2 separate regions of the Homo sapiens genome follow, and region 1 is linked to region 2. A link is an interaction called in ENCODE POLR2A ChIA-PET data of the cell type or tissue named here. Cell type or tissue: GM12878. All regions are shown on one strand.

What was found. ChIA-PET counts read pairs that join two places held together with the same protein. Peaks named below come from ENCODE experiments on the same cell type or tissue, not always from the same donor. Only the 100,000 strongest peaks of a DNase experiment are listed, where the experiment ranks them.
Region 1: POLR2A ChIA-PET joins it to region 2 with 5 read pairs; 2 of 35 experiments call an interaction of 5 or more read pairs at or near these places.

The regions. Positions count from the first base shown.
Region 1 is chr17:41,993,578-41,998,577 of GRCh38, reverse strand. It overlaps DNAJC7 (DnaJ heat shock protein family (Hsp40) member C7), which reads left to right. Exons shown (of 14, transcript NM_003315.4): 3 at 1,339-1,463; 4 at 2,154-2,267; 5 at 3,634-3,708. Among named protein-coding and RNA genes, the nearest start is that of DNAJC7, 21 kb to the left of the region's middle. In GM12878, no CTCF peak of the experiment used is centred here; a DNase peak (open chromatin) is centred at 2,324; H3K27ac peaks cover 1,116 bases.
Region 2 is chr17:43,146,675-43,151,674 of GRCh38, reverse strand. All of the region lies in intron 7 of NBR2 (neighbor of BRCA1 lncRNA 2), which reads right to left. It overlaps LOC101929767 (a long non-coding RNA gene), which reads left to right. Exons shown (of 2, transcript NR_110868.1): 2 at 2,892-3,309. It also overlaps a transcript of BRCA1 not described here. Among named protein-coding and RNA genes, the nearest start is that of NBR1, 22 kb to the left of the region's middle. RefSeq lists an enhancer at 4,484-5,000. In GM12878, no CTCF peak of the experiment used is centred here; no DNase peak of the experiment used is centred here.

The DNA.
Region 1 (5,000 bases), 1.2 Mb after region 2:
ACTACACTTCAAAGCCGTACCTTGTTTTGTTTTAAAACTGATTGTATCCTTGCTGCTGTCCATTTGCACAAGCAGTCAGAAATTTGGATGCAGCCTATTTATTTATTGTTGAGACAGTGTCACTGTCACCCAGGCTGGAGTGTAGTGGCACAATCTTGGCTTATTGCAACCTTCACCTCCTAGTTTCAAGCGATTTTCATGCCTTAGCCACCTGAGTAGCTGGGATTGCAGGTGTGTGCCACCATGCTTGGCTAATTTATTTGTATTTTAGCAGAGACAGCGTTTTGCCATGTTGGCCAGGCTGGTCTCAAAACTCCTGGCCCCAAGTGATCTGCCCACCTCGGCCTCCCAAAGTGCTGAGATTATAGGTGTGAGCCACTGTGCTGGCTGTGGCATTCTAAAGAGAGTGTGTCAGGGCTGGGTGCAATAGCTCACTCCTGTAATCCCAACGCTTTTGGAGGCTGAGGCAGATGGATCACTTGAGGCCAGGAGTTCAAGACCAGCCTGGCCAACGCGGCAAAACCCCATCTCAACAAAAAATACAAAAATTAGCTGGATGTGGTGGCGTGTGCCTGTGGTCCCAGCCACTTAGGAGGCTGAGGTAGGAAGATGGTTTGAGCCCAGGAGGCGGAGGATGCAGTGAGCAGAGATCATACCACTGCAGTCCAGCGTGGGCAACAGAGCCAGACTGTGCCTCAAATAAATAAATAAAAATACAGAAATTAGCCAGGCGTGGTGGCACATGCCTGTAATCCTAGCTGCTTGGCTGCTTGGGAGGCTAAGGCACAAGAATCACTTGAACCCAGGAGGCAGAGGTTACAGTGAGCCGAGATAGCACCACAGCACTGTAGCCTGTGCAACAGAGTGAGACCCTGTCTCCATGAAGAAAAAAGAGTTTATGAGCGTTACAGATAGATTCCCTTAACATTGTTTGGAGGGAGATGCCCTCTAAGTTTTTGTTTATTTGTTTGTTTGTTTTTTGAGACAGGGTCTTCCTCTGTCGCCCAGGCTGGAGTGCAGTGATGTGCTCTTGGGTCACTGCAACCTCCACTTCCCAGATTCAAGCAATTCTTATGCTTCAGCCTCCTGAGTAGCTGGAATTACAGGGGCCCACCACCACGCCCAGCTATTTTTTTTTTTTTTTTGTATTTTAGTAGAGATGGGGTTGTGCCATGTTGACTAGGCTGGTCTTGAACTCCTGACCTCAAGTGGTCTCCCCTCTTGGCCTCCCAAAGTACTGGGATTATGGGCATGAGCCACTGCGCCCAGCCCCCTCTAAGTTTTCAAAGCAGGGACCTGTTCTAAACTTTGTTTTACGTTCTTCTGCCTTTCCTATAGATATGTGTCCTAAAAATGCTAGCTATTATGGTAATCGAGCAGCCACCTTGATGATGCTTGGAAGGTTCCGGGAAGCTCTTGGAGATGCACAACAGTCAGTGAGGTTGGATGACAGTTTTGTCCGGGTATGTATGTAATGGGGCTGTTTGGGGAAGGCTGGGTTGCTACAGTTGAGTTTCTCTAGCCCCGTATTTCTCAACCTTGACACTACTGACATTTGGGACCAGATTATTCTTTGTTGTGGGGGACTTTACTGTGCACTGTGGGTTGTTTAGCAGCATCTCTGACTTTTAATCACTGAGTATGAGTAGCACCCCCTCTGCCCAGTTGTAACAACCAAAAATGTCTCTTAACATTGCTAAATGTCCCCTGGAGGGCACATTGCCCAGGTTGAGAACTACTGCTGTAGTCATTTTCATTTTGTGTTAGTTTTGTTCGTTTGTTTGTTTTTGTTTTTGAGATGGAGTCTAGCTCTGTCGCCCAGGCTGGAGTGCAGTGGCGCGATCTCGGCTTCAGGCAATTCTCCTGCCTCAGCCTCCAGAGTAGCTGGGACCACAGGCATATGCCACCACACCCGGCTAATTTTTGTATTTTTAGTAAGAGACGGAGTTTTGTCATGTTGGCCAGGCTAGTCTCAAACTCCTGACCCCAAGTGAGTGATCTGCCCGCCTCAGCTTCCCAAAGTGCTGGGATTACAGGTGTGAGTCACCGCGCCTGGCCTCTGTGTTGGTTTTGTGTGGGTGTCTGTTGCTGCTGTTGATTTCTTTCCACTTGGCCAATCATGCTTCTTTTCTTCCCTCTTGGTGTTCTTTTAGGGACATCTACGAGAGGGCAAGTGCCACCTCTCTCTGGGGAATGCCATGGCAGCATGTCGCAGCTTCCAGAGAGCCCTAGAACTGGATCATAAAAATGCTCAGGCACAACAAGAGGTACGGGTCTGATCCTGTTTCTGTCAAAAGAGGCAGTATGGTATATTTGGGAGGAGTGGCTACTTGAAAGTCGGAACTGAGGTCTAGTCTCACTTCTGCCATCAGCACACCTGGGTGACTTTAGGCGAGTTTCATAGCCTCTCTAAGCCTCAGCTTCCTAATCTGTAAAATGAGTTTTGAATATGATTGACAGCTTTTAAAAATCTGTGAAAATTGAAGTGTTTCTGAGATAGCTGGGGAATAGGCAAATGCTTCCAGGGACTGATTTGAGTGAGGTTAAAGAATTTAAGAGTTTGGGACTTAGTGAGACCCTGTCTCCACAAAAAAATTTTTTACATTAGCCAGGCCTGGTGCCATGCACCTACCTGTGCTCCCAGCCACTCAGGAGGCTCAGGTGGGAGGATTGCTTGTGCTCAGGAGGTTGAGGCTGAGCCGTGATCGCACCACTGCACTATAGCCCGGGCAACAGAGCAAGAACCTGTCTCAAAAAAATAAAAAAGAATTTGAGTAAATTCAAGCCTTGATTAAATTGGTAGCAGCTAAAACATGTTTTAGTTCCATCTCCATATATAGTATGTGTCGCTTAATGACAGGCATACATTTTGTTAGGTGATTTTGTCATTGTGCAGAATCATAAAGTATACTTACACAAACCTGGGTGGCATAGCCTGCTACACACCTAGGCTATATGGCAGTGGCTTCTGGACTAAAACCTGTATAGCGTGTTACTGTCCTGAATATTGTAGGCAGCTATAACACAGTGGTATTTGTGTATCTAAACAGAAAAGGTACAGTAAAAATACGGTATTACAATTTTACAGGAGCACTGCCATATATACAGTTCATTGTTGACCAGAGTGTATGACTGTATATACAGTTTACCCTAGATGCATTTCAGTGAGAATCTCAAAACATATGCTCAATCCCTGGCAATGCATTGCCTTTATTTCATGTATATCAAGCATAACACTTGTGTTCCTGACTTGAAGTTCAAACTGAGGGTGAAGATTGGGTCTAGCCCTTCTGTTAAGAAGTCTTGACTGTATCTTCATCAATTTGATTTGTGAAATGTCTGTGGTTCTGATTTTCTTGAAAGAAAATCTCCTAGGGACTTCTATGAGAGGTCGAGTACCACCTCTCTCTAGGGAATGCCATGGCAGCCTGTCGCAGTTGCCAGAGAGCCCTAGAACTGGATCATAAAAATGGCCATTCACAACAGGAGGTATGCATTCGACCCTATCTCTATCAAAAGAGGCAGTGTGGTATATTTACTGAATTCAAATTCATCAAGGCCTTGTTAATTTTTTTGTGGTTGTTTAATCTACAGCTTCATTAAAACTTTCCTATGTCTGATTTTCCGGTGCAGTTCAAGAATGCTAATGCAGTCATGGAATATGAGAAAATAGCAGAAACAGATTTTGAGAAGCGAGATTTTCGGAAGGTACAGTACAACCATGAGATAATCTCATCTGCTCTTTGTCGCAAAATTCCCATTCGTGTGTGTGTGTGATAATTAAGAGGAGTAGTATGGCACAAAAGCTCTAGAATAGTAAATTATCACTTAAATTAGGCTTCTGACTTTTCCTCTTAAAAATGTTTTGTGCTAAGGTACTTATTTTCTTAATTATATTTGGCCCTATGATAAAAGGTAAAATGAGTGTGCCACTTGAGTTTGTTTCTATTGTTGATGTAAAGCACTGGTCTAATAGTGTACTTCTTAATAAAGGGAAAGCCCGCTGGAATTAAATATTAGGTTTGGATAATCTTTTTTTTTTTTTTTTTTTTTTTTTTGAGGCCTAGTCTCACTCTGTCACCCAGGCTGGAGCACAGTGGCTAACTGCAACCTCCGCCTCCCGGGTTCAAACGATTATCCTGCCTCAGCCACCCTGGGATTACAGGCGCATGCCATCACACCTGGCTAAGTTTTGTAGTTTTGTTTTTTGTTTTTGTTTTTTGTTGTTGTTGTTTGTTTTTTGAGATGGAGTTTCACTCTGTCACCCAGGCTGGAGTACAGTGGCATAATCTCGGCTCACTGCAACCTCTGCCTCCCGGGTTCAAGCGATTCTCCTGCCTCAACCTCCTGAGTAGCTGGGATTATAGGCATGCGCCACCACGCCCAGCTAATTTTTGTATTTTTAGTAGAGATGGGGTTTCACCATGTTGGTCAGGCTGGTCTCAAACTCCTGACCTCCTGATCTGCCCGCCTCAGCCTCCCAAAGTGCTGGGATTACAGGCGTGAGCCACCGCGCCAGGCCTTTTTTTTTTTTGAGAGAGAGTTTGGCTCTTGTTGCCCAGGCTGGAGTGCAGTGGCGTGATCTCGGCTCACTGCAACCTCCGCCTCCCAGGTTCAAACAATTGTCCTGCCTCAGCCTCCCGAGTAGCTGGGATTACAGGCATGTGCTGCCACGCATGGCTAATTTTGTTTTTTTTTTTTTTAGTAGAGACGGGGTTTCTGCATGTTGGTCAGGCTGGTCTCGTACTCCCGACCTCAGGTGATCTGCCCGCCTTGGCCTCCCAAAGTGCTGGGATTACAGGCGTGAGCCACCTCCCCGGCCAAAAGTTCTAGATATCTTTCTAGACCTCGCAGTTATTATGCTTTATCTGTGTAACTCCTTTCTTCTTTAGATGGTGCTTGGAAATAGTTTTCACTTGAGTTTCAAAAGGGGAGGTAGATAACCCCCAAAAAGGTTAAAAACCACTGATCAGGAGAGATTTTCTGGATCACTTAAGTTT
Region 2 (5,000 bases):
CAAGCAATCCTTCTACCTTGGCCTCCCAAAATGTTGGGATTACAGGCATGAGCCACTGCATCTAGCCTGAAACAAATCTTACATATAGGGAAAAAAAACTTTTAGCACAAAGATGTATTTATAATAGGAACATTTCTGGAACACACTGAAAATCCTCTTTTGGTTTTTTTGTTTTTGTTTTTGTTTTTTTTGAGACAGAGTCCCAGAGCTAGGAATATAGGCATGCGCCACCACATGTGGCTCATTTTTGTATTTTTAGTAGAGATGTGGTCTTGTTATGTTGGCCAGGCTGGTCTCAAACACCTAACCTCAAGTGATTCATCTGCCTTGGCCTCCCAAAAATGTGGGGATTACAGGTGTGAGCCACCACACTTCATATAATATCCTTTTGATGGAGTATTATGTAGCTGTTAAACTGTGACAATGTTTGACAGTCATAGATACAAAAAGCACTAAATAAAATTTGAATCTGATGTTATCTTGGCTATGTAAATAGATACCCAAAGTCCCTGGGCCTCTCCAGCCTGTGATTTTAAATGAGGTCACATTAGCCTTATACCCGAATTTCACTGTCCCATTGCCCCCACCAGCTCTTACAGACCTCTGCAAAGGCCCTGAGGGCCCTAGGGAATAAAGCATATGCCCCACCCACCCAACTATTCATAAACTGTCTGTGTTTGATGGGCACAGCCACCCTTTGCCAAGCCTTCACTCTTGCCATACCTCATAAAGGACACCTCCCTGTCAGGTTGACCAAACCACTTGGTTTGCCTGGAACCGAGAGGTTTCCTGGGATTTAGGACTTTTAGTACTAAAACTGAGAGACTCTTTGGCAAACTAGGAGAACTTGGTCACCCTGACTCACTGTGCAAAGCTGCACATTTTTTTTGCACTTCCAAGCTGCAAAATTTTTAGATCCCCAAATGGAGTTGTTTTTTTTTAGCTAGAGCTCAGCTTCATTCTTCCCAAAACAGGGACTTATGGACCTCCCAGAGGACTGGGTGAGGTGAATATTCATGTTTGAATTCAGGGGACTTTTATCCCTGGTACCAGGGAAGTAAAAAGAAACAACAGTCAAAAGGTTGCTTGAGAAACAGCTAATTAGAGGATGGGTCTAGAGAAGAGATGCTGGTTTGGGAAACATGAGCACATTGGGTGGCAAATATCATGAGACTGGACTGGATGGCCCAGGACACCTGTAAACAGGAGAGAAGCCTGAGAATAATGACATTTGAGCCAATCTGCAGAGGTAAGTGAGTCCATAAAAGAAACTGAGGCTGGGCCTAGTGGCTCACACCTGTAATCCCAGCACTTTGACAAGCATATCACTTGAGGCCAGGAGTTCGAGACCAGCCTGGCCAACATGATGAAACCCTGTCTCTACTAAAAATACAACATTTAGCCAGGTGTAGTAGTGACAGCCCGTAGTCCCAGCTACTCAGGAAGCTAAGGTGGGAGGATTGCTTGAGCCCAGGAGGTTCAGGCTGCAGTGACCCATGATCACGCCACTACACTCTAGCCAGGGCAACAGGGCAAGACCCGGTCTCAAATAAATAAATAAATACAAATTAAGTAAAAAGAAACTTGCCGGACATGGTGGCTCATGCCTATAATCCCAGCACTTTGGGAGGCTTGAGGTGGGTGGATCACCTGAGGTCAGGAGTTTGAGACCTGCCTGGCCAAGATGGTGAAACCCCGTCTCTATTAAAAACACAAAAATTAGCTAGGCACGGTGGTGGGTTCCTGTAATCCCAGCTACTCGGGTGGTTGAGGCAGGAGAATTGCTTGAACCCAGGAGGCGGAGGATGCAGTGAGCTGAGATCATGCCACTGCACTCCAGGCTGTGCGACAGAGCAAGACTCCGTCTCAAAAACAAAAAAAAGAAACTGAGGGTAGTGGCCAAAGAGAAAGGAAGAAAACTAGGATTTGAGGTTTGTAAGTTTTGGTGCAGTTTCTGAAATTTGTCCACAGTTTCCAATTTGGCTATGCCTTCACCCTAAAGCTAGTATTGATACTGATTGATCATGCTTCATATCATCAAGTAGACCACTCTCTTTCTTTCCAGCTTCTGAAATGTAGGTGATTCCATATGAGGTGCTCTTACTCTCTCTGCTTTCTCTTTTATTATAGTTTAGTCTGAGGCTGGGTGCGGTGGCTCATGCCTGTAATCCTAGCACTTTGGGAGGCCAAGGTGGGCGGATCACTTGATGTCAGGTGTTCGAGACCAGCCTGGCCAACATGGTGAAACCCCGTCTCTACTAAAAATACAAAAATTGGCTGGGCATGGTGGCTCACACCTGTAATCCCAGCACTTTGGGAGGCCAAGGTGGGCGGATCACAAGGTCCACCCGCTAACATGGTGAAACCCCATCTCTACTAAAAATACAAAGAAAAAAAAAAAAAAAAAAACTAGCCCGGTGTGGTGGCGGGCACCTGTAATCCCAGCTACTCGGGAGGCTGAGGCAGGAGAATGGCATGAACCTAGGAGGCAGAGCTTGCAGTGAGCCGAGATCGTGCCACTGCACTCCAGCCTGGGCGACAGGGCAAGACTCTGTCTCGGGGGGGAAAAAAAGTAAAAAAGTTAATTGGGTGGTGGCGGGGGGATGTGTGTTGGTTATATTCAAATACTGCACCATTATATGTAAGGGATTGAGCGTTCACAGATTCTGGTGTGTGGGGGCAGTATCCTAGAACCAGTCCCCCGCAAAATATCAAGGATGACTGAACTATGGAAGAAACAAAGCACTGTTAAACAGCATACAATTCCTGTCTTCAAAAAAGTTATCTCATTAGGTAGATGAGACTTATAATGAATTAAAAGGAATGAATACAGATTTGGAGATAGTGGTTGTTGTGATGGAAAATCTTAATTGCGTTTTCTTCCAAAACAGAGTCATTCTTATAGAAGAGCATCAGAGGAAGATAAAAAAGAATCCTCAATGTCAGGCCCCTGAGCCCAAGCTAAGCCATCATAACCCTGTGACCTGCACATATACATCCAGATGGCCTGAAGCAACTGAAGAACCATAAACGTGAAATAGCCAGTTCCTGCCTTAACTGATGACATTCCACCATTGTGATTTGTTCCTGCTCCACCCTAACTGATCAATTGATCTTGTGACATTCCTTCTCCTGGACAATGAGTCTCAGGAGCTCCTCACCAAGCACCTTGTTACCCCCACCCCTGCCCACAAGAGAAAACGCACGTTAACTGTAATTTTTCCACTACCTACCCAAATCCTATAAAACTGCCCCACCCCATCTCCTTTTGCTGACTCCAGGTGATTAAAAAACTATTGCTCACACAAAGCCTGTTTGGTGGTCTCTTCACATGGATGCGCATAACACTCAAGGTAAATATTAGTCTGGTGATTTTTTTTTTTTTTGAGATGGAGTTCCCTCTTGTTGCCAGGCTGGAGTACAATGGCGCGATCTCAGCTCACCGCAACCTCCGCCTCCTGGGTTCAAGCGATTCTCCTGCCTAAGCCTCCTGAGTATCTGGGATTACAGGCTTGCGCCACCACTAGTCTGGCAATTTTTACATTAGAATTTTAGAATTAGAAGAGAGCTTAGAACTCTGCCCTCATTTGTCAGTGAGGAAACTGCCCAAGACAGGAAAAATAGTTACTTACCCTAATGCTTATCCTGGCTCCAGTGAAATTAGCTCCCCAGCCAAAGCTGAAATGGATGGAACTAACAAGGACACATCTGCTGTCCCCAGCCCTTTCCAGAGGTGGGGAGGGATAGGAAGGGGAAAGTTTGTCGTGCCTGTTCCTGCTGATAGTGGGCATCAGGCTAGGCCAGGGGCCTTCTTGGAGGCTTTGGGGAAGGGGTAGGGAAGGCCACCAGGTGTTGGAGAGGGCACTCATCTCCTTCAAGGCTGATGGAAGGTAGGATATGTGAGTCCTTCCTCTAAAGTGGCAGGAAACACTACTTTCTCTTTTTTATTTATTTATTATTTATTTCATGGATCCTAGAACTGAGCAAACAGTACTTTCTCATCTTACTGGTTTTTGGGCCCCCACTCTATTCCTTTTATACAAACCTCACAGAATTCTAACTAGAAAGGCCAGGCGGGATGGCTTACACGTGTAATCCCAGCGCTTTGGGAGGCCGAGGCGGGTGGATCACTTGAGGTTGGGAGTTTGAGACCAGCCTGACCAACATGGTGAAACCCTGTCACTACTGCCGGGCACGGTGGCTCACGCCTGTAATCCCAGCACTTTGGGAGGCCGAGGCGGGCAGATCACGAGGTCAGGAGATCGAGACCATCCTGGCTAACACAGTGAAACCCCGTCTCTACTAAAAATACAAAAAATTAGCCGGGCGTGGTGGCGGGCACCTGTAGTCCCAGCTACTCAGGAGGCTGAGGCAGGAGAATGGTGTGAACCTGGAAGGCAGAGCTTGCCGTGAGCCGAGATCGTGCCACTGCACTCCAGCCTGGGCTACAGAGCGAGACTCTGTCTCAAAATAAAAAAGAAACCCCGTCGCTACTAAAAATACAAAATTAGCCGGGCGCGGTGGCGCAGCCTGTAATCTCAGCTACTTGGGAGGCTAAGGCAGAATTGCTTGAACCCAGGAGGCAGAGGTTGCGGTGAGCCGAGATCACGCCATTGCACTCTAGCCTGGGCAACAAGAGTGAAACTCCATCTTAAAAAAAAAAAAAGCCATGAGGCTGCAGGACAAGGAGTCTTCCAGTGAGGATGAGATCTTCAACAGTGATGCGGGGTAAACGACGGGGCCCTCATGGTTCCCATCTAAAATGAGGAGGGGGTGAGAAACTTAATTGCTCCTTTCAAGAGTCAAAACCTTGGCATTGTTATTCTTATCCCAGGGATGTTGAATCCCCAACAGAGAAGATCTCAACAGGAGAGTCGGCTGCTGAGAGGGGAAGAGAGTGAGGCCCTGCCCTAGGAGGAGAACACAGAGTGACCCTAGCCCACCTCAGGCCTCCTGTAAAATTACTTATTTTTCTTTTTTTTTCTTTCATAATTGAGATT